2 separate regions of the Homo sapiens genome follow, and region 1 is linked to region 2. Evidence: read pairs that join two places in POLR2A ChIA-PET (ENCODE). Cell type or tissue: GM12878. All regions are shown on one strand. Links, peaks and the distances in the headings refer to the core of each region. The heading gives the core; the rest is flanking DNA.

Region 1 (2,909 bases), core at 259-2,758, 210 kb before region 2:
ATAGTCTGCTTCTAATGCCTTCGTCAAAGTCAGTCCAGCCAAGGATTGGCATAAATTAGCCCAGTTTGCTACAAATATAGTCTGCTTCTAATGCCTTCGTCCAAGTCAGTCCAGCCAAGGATTGGCATAAATTAGGTGTTGAAATAGAAATTATTGAAATTGAAAGAGTAGCAGTTTTAAAGAGGCAACTGGCCTCTGTTTCTCTATCTTTACTGTAGAGAAATATTAAGAATTTAAGCTCTCTGCAGTCAGATGAATTTGTAACTTCCCTGTGGGAGAAACTCTGCCTGGTTTCTGGCTGCTGAGACATAGAAACCATGATTTAGTATTGGCTGGGATTGAGGAAAAAAATAATGAAATGACATGATAAAGTGACATTTGTACTGAAGTATAATCTCCCTACTTCATAGATGACAGTTTCTTTTCAGAGGGTGCTCTTAACCAGAGTGAAAAAACTTATAAAAATTACAAATGAATTTTGACATGTTATAGAGTGGAGGGTGTGTTTAGGTATGAGGCCAGGCCCTGAACTGAAATTTAGCCAGAAAGACTGAACACTGTGTATTTATTCAGATAGGAAGGACCCCTAAAGGTGTGACTGTCTGGGCTGAGCATAGAATGAGCACTTTCTCTTTCATTACCTTTTCACCATTTCTAAGGGTTTCTGATAGAGACATCAGGGAGCAACATGACATGGTCTCATTTACTCCTGAAATTCATGTTCTCCACAGCAGCAGAAGCACTGGTGAGCAAGTAGACTTTACAAGGAAGCTTATCCAGTAGACTGATGCCTGTACATTTTACACTCAGGCAGGATGACATGGTGCAGTTCTGTGAGTCTCTTCCTGTAGCAGAGCCTTAGCTTTCAGATGTATCAATAAATCTCAGTACTATTTGAAGGCTTCATTATTCAAAGTGTTGGGGTTTCGCTTTATAAACAAAAAGTACCCCATTTGTCATAAGGAATCCAAACAAAAAAATGAGAATTGTTTTCGTTTATATGCAGTTATTTCCAGCAGTAAGTTGTGAGAAAGGTTTTTAAAACATAAGCATGAGAACCTCAGTAAATTTTATATGAAATCTTTTCCTTTAGGATTTACTTAATGCAGGGATGTAGGCACCGCAGTCCATTTTCACGGAATAGCTATTCCATTCATTGGATAGCCCTCCCAATTCGGATGTTTGATTGATCATATCTACATTTTGTTGGCCTGCCATGTTGAAGACATTGTAGCTGAGTAGTTAGAGGACACATGGCACTGAAGCGTATTGACATTTCTGCTTCGTTATCCTTGTTAGAACTTAGGGCTGTCAGGATGCCATCAGTGCCCCTTTCTTGGTCTGATAATTAGGAGTGGAGGGAGTGGATGAAAGTACGAGGCCATCTGTTTAAAAAAAAGTAAGTGAACTGATGCCCAGAACTAATGGAAAATTTAGTGTTATAGAAGTCAGTAAACTCTCAGAAAGTGAGCATTCTAATTAAGAATGAAAAATGGAACCCATTATTTCTTTCCTTTGAGTGAAAATAACTGAGCTGATAGAGGCCTTGGGAAGTTCTCATACTACCCCTTGTACCTCATTGCTGTCTTTTAAATTAGACCAGAGAAGTTTCTCCTTTGTCTCTTTCCTAAATTGTTGATGACATCTTTTATAAAAGGTCATCAGAAAGGAATGATGTTTACTTTAAAAAAAGAAAAGTTGCACTTTGTATAGCTATGCCCTGATTAGATGTATCCTTCTCTTATGATTTTTTTTTTTTTGAGACAGGGTCTCGCTCTGTTGCCCAGGCATCAGTGCGGTGGCATAACCATGGCTCACTGCAGCCTTAAACTCCTGTGCTCAAGTAATCCTCCTGCCTCAGCCTCCCGAGTAGCTGGAACTATAGGCACGTGCTACCGTACCCAGCTAATTTTTAAAATTTTTTGTAAAGATAGGGTCTCACTGTGTTGCCCAGGCTGGTCTCAAACTCCTGGCCTTAAGTGATCCTCTCACCTCAGCCTCCCAAAGTGCTGGGATTACAGGTGTGAGCCACAGCACCTGGACTCTTAAGGGTATTTTAGATTTGTGAATTAATAAGATGCTGTCCTTTTGTCAATGAAAACTCTAGTACTTATGAAAAAATAAGCTTTACTGTCATTATTAAAGTTAAGGTGTTCTTAAAGACGTAAAGTTAAAATGCTGTCATTCTGTCTCTTCACACTAAGAACAAAAAGCAAGTGATTGTGAAGTATTTCAGTGGGTTGAACCTTAAGGTAGAGCTTGCCTTTCCTAGTATTATAAGGAGCACTTTCCCTAGTTGCTATGGAAACAAATATGAATTGTTGAAAGTTATGGTGTAGATTGTGATACAGATCTGCTGTGAAAGATAGATGTTGCAAACTAAGTCTCTTAATGCTACCACAATAATGATTTCAAGAACAGATATTTACTGTACACTTGTGTGTGTGGTAGGTACTGTGCTAGAAACCTGGGAATGGAGGTGAAAAGGCAAGGTTCTCAACCCCATGGAGCTCAGATTCTCCTGGTAAATAATAAACAGACACATGGACTAGAGCAGGAGGTAGATAGAATGGCAGTGAGTGCCAGGTGCAGTGGGAGTGCTGCTGAGGGGAGTTGGGGAGTGCTTGCCGTGACTTTAAGGATGTGTAGCAATTTGCCAGTAGAGAGGTGGGACGAAGGTGGTGTTCCTACAAGGGAAACTGCATAGGTAAGGGCTGAGAGGTGAGGAGTTACTTTAAATCAGTTCTTTCAAATCACTATACTTCTTACCTATACTGTTAAGAAATATTTGGGGGATCTTAAATTTTTGAATTCATGGGCTGATCGAGTGTAGACTGAATCAGCTACGCCACTTGACTGTAACTATGTGAGTGAGTTATTTAGCCTCTCCAAACCTCATGGGGTTGCTG
Region 2 (2,909 bases), core at 325-2,824:
GGGGTCCCTGGGCCAGAAAGACATCAGCTCGGAGTTCCTCCAGCAACTCAAAGAAGAGAGAAAGCTGTTCCCCAAACTCTTCCGCTGTAGCGCCTTCTGGGTCCCTGGTAGATGCCTTCTTGTGCTCAAAACCGGTTATCACTGTGAAAAATTGAAAGACGCCATGCGCAGACACTGGTTGCTAAACGTGCTTTTGCCCTCCAGGGGCAGACGCTGAGATCCGGCCTGGGAAGGAGTACAGCTGTGGCTCCCCATCAGCGTCAGCATTTGCTCTGGGGGGTTGTAGGGGGAGGTAGGGAAAGCGGAAAGAAACAAGTGTTACCTGTTTGACGAGGCCTGGTCCTTGCAGCCAGGGCCTCCGGGATCATCGCCTTGGCAGGGGGCCCTGGGGCAGTCCTGGCTTTCCTGCTAGCTCCCTGAGACAGAACACTTTCCCCGCTCGCTGCCTCAGTTTCCCCATACACCAAGGGAGGGGCAGCACCCCCTGCTCTGGCTTCAAAGGGTTCTTGGATGTAGCCAATGTTATATATAAAAAGCTCTAACGTTGTATAAGCTCTGAAGGTGCTTTGAAAATTGGAGAGTCCATGCATTAAACATGGAAGGTAATAATATGAATACACACAGAGGAATTCATGGGTGGGGAGACGGCAGCCCAGCACTGAGCCTGGGTTTCTGGGATCAGCCAGGCCTGCATTCCAGCCCGAGCTCTGCGCCTCTCTTGCTGTGTCACCCGGGACAAGTGAGTCAGTCTCTCTGAGCCACCAGCTCCTCAGGCATGAAACCTGTAACTCAGACTCCCAAGTCTGATTTGCACATCTCTGATTTTAAGCGGCGCCGGCTAAAGGTGAAAATTATTCTAGTAGGTATTCTTTGCACCGCTGATTTGTACTTCAGGCAATTGGTTGGTTTTCCATTTAGGGTCGGGAGACAGGGGCCCTTTTTTTGTCCATCAATTGATGTCAGTTAAACAAAAAAGAGTGGGTGTTTTGGAAGAAAAATATTAAGCAACTACAGCTGCCCTGAGGATGGGACAGAAATCAGAAAGTCGTGTGTAAAGTTTCAGAGGTCCACTTTTAGAGAATTCTTGTTTATCTCAGGGATTTTCCGCACTCCTGTAGTCGGTGTGGGGAGGGGTGGGGGGAGATGGGGGAGTTGCCAGTTCAGATCTGTAGAGGGCTCCAGCATGACAAAACTGGGTGTCACACATCTTCCTTTTGGGGGTCGGGAAACCACCCTTCCCTGCTCACCGACACCACTGGGACCCCTCACCCCCCCACTCCTGCATTGATCCATAGCTCAGATTTCTCTCTCATTTTAGGGTCACGATGACTCAGCACCCTCCTTTCTGGCCAGGGCACCTCCCTTGGCCTCTAGGGGCACTTGCCTGACAGGCCTCACTGTGCCGGACCTGGGAGCCAGCTGCCCACCAGCCCCCTGGGACTCTGGTTTTGCAGGGAAACCATGGGTGATCAGTCCCAGCCGGCAGGGGCCAACTGCGGTTTCACTTTCTGCTGCATCATGGGGTGGGGGGTGGCAGCGGGCCCCCGCTGGCCAGCTAGAGCAGGCACTGAGAGGCCTGCAGACAGCTGCCGGCCCTGCTGCCAGAACGCACCCCCCACCCACCCCCTGCAGCCTGCCAGGATGGGGGCTGGGCTCTCAGGAGCCCCTTAAATCTTTCCACCTGCACAGTGTCGGGGACCTCAAGTGAGAAAAGCCTGGAGCCGATGAGATGGTTTCCTGAGCTGTTGGAGATTCCCCCAAAACAACCTTTTTTTTTTTTTTTTTTTTTTTAATTGAGACAGGGTCTCTCTTTGTCACTCAGGCTGGATTGCAGCGGTGCAGTCAAAGCTCACTGCAGCCTCGAACTCCTGAGCTCAAGCGATCGTCCTGCCTCGGCCTCCCAAAGTGGTTGGGCTACAGGTGCATGCCACCTAGTCCTGCCCAAAACAAGCTTGTAAATCACGCAGGCTAGAAACTCAAGAGAGCTGTGATTGTTGCTTCTGGGTCAGATTGCTGTGGCTAGACACTGCTTCTGCCCTTCCTTCCCTGGATAGATGGCTGCTGAGGCCCTACTGTGTGCGGAGCTGGGTGCCAGGTGCTGGAGGTACAGCAGGGAGCCAGACAGCCCCTGCCCGCATGGGGCTCACAGTTGAGTCAGGGGAGACAGACAAAAGAATCAAAGAAATAATCCAGCCGGGTGCGGTGGCTCACGCCTGTAATCCCAGCACTTTGGGAGGCCAAGGCGGGTGGATCACGAGGTCAGGGGATCGAGACCATCCTGGCTAACATGGTGAAACCCCGTCTCTACTAAAAATACAAAAAAGTTAGCCGGGTGTGGTGGCGGGCGCCTGTAGTCCCAGCTACTCGGGAGGCTGAGGCAGGAGAATGGCGTGAACCCGGGAGGCGGAGCTTGCAGGGAACGGAGATTGAGCCACTGCACTCCAGCCTGGGCAACAGAGCGAGACTCCGTCTCAAAAAAAAAAAAAAAAAAAGAAAGAAAGGAAAAAAAAGAAATAATCCCACGTTACGATGGAAATTTCACGCTGAATACTTGGTGTTAGGATCTCAGGAAGGGATCATGCATACATGTCTGTCATGAGTCAACTCCCAGAACACATAGCATAGGAGGCAAGGGAAGGCTGCCCCTTCACCCGCTAAAAGTTTGCTAAAAATAACTGACAGGCCAGGCATGGTGGCTCACGCCAGTAATCCTAGTACTTTGGGAGGCCGAGGTGGGAGGATCACTTGAGCTCAGGAGTTCAAAATGTTCCTGGGCAACATAGTGAGACCTTGTCCCTATTTTATATTTATTTTTTAAAAGTTTTTACCAAAGAAATGACTGACAACAAGTGGATTAATAGGAGAAAAAAGCATATGAGCCGGGCGTGGTGGCTCATGCCTGTAATGCC

What was found. ChIA-PET counts read pairs that join two places held together with the same protein. Peaks named below come from ENCODE experiments on the same cell type or tissue, not always from the same donor. Only the 100,000 strongest peaks of a DNase experiment are listed, where the experiment ranks them.
Region 1: POLR2A ChIA-PET joins it to region 2 with 5 read pairs; 2 of 35 experiments call an interaction of 5 or more read pairs at or near these places.

Annotation. Positions count from the first base shown.
Region 1 is chr16:14,103,656-14,106,564 of GRCh38, forward strand. The region is part of intron 2 of MRTFB (myocardin related transcription factor B); the gene reads left to right. Among named protein-coding and RNA genes, the nearest start is that of MRTFB, 34 kb to the left of the region's middle. In GM12878, for the core only: no CTCF peak of the experiment used is centred there; no DNase peak of the experiment used is centred there; H3K27ac peaks cover 188 bases.
Region 2 is chr16:14,309,382-14,312,290 of GRCh38, forward strand. The region is part of intron 1 of MIR193BHG (MIR193b-365a host gene); the gene reads left to right. Among named protein-coding and RNA genes, the nearest start is that of MIR365A, 1.6 kb to the left of the region's middle. RefSeq lists a silencer at 1,071-1,365 and enhancers at 1,191-1,485, 1,277-1,396, 1,497-1,636. In GM12878, for the core only: a CTCF peak has its summit at 1,364; a DNase peak (open chromatin) is centred at 1,330; H3K4me3 peaks cover 1,646 bases; H3K27ac peaks cover 1,861 bases.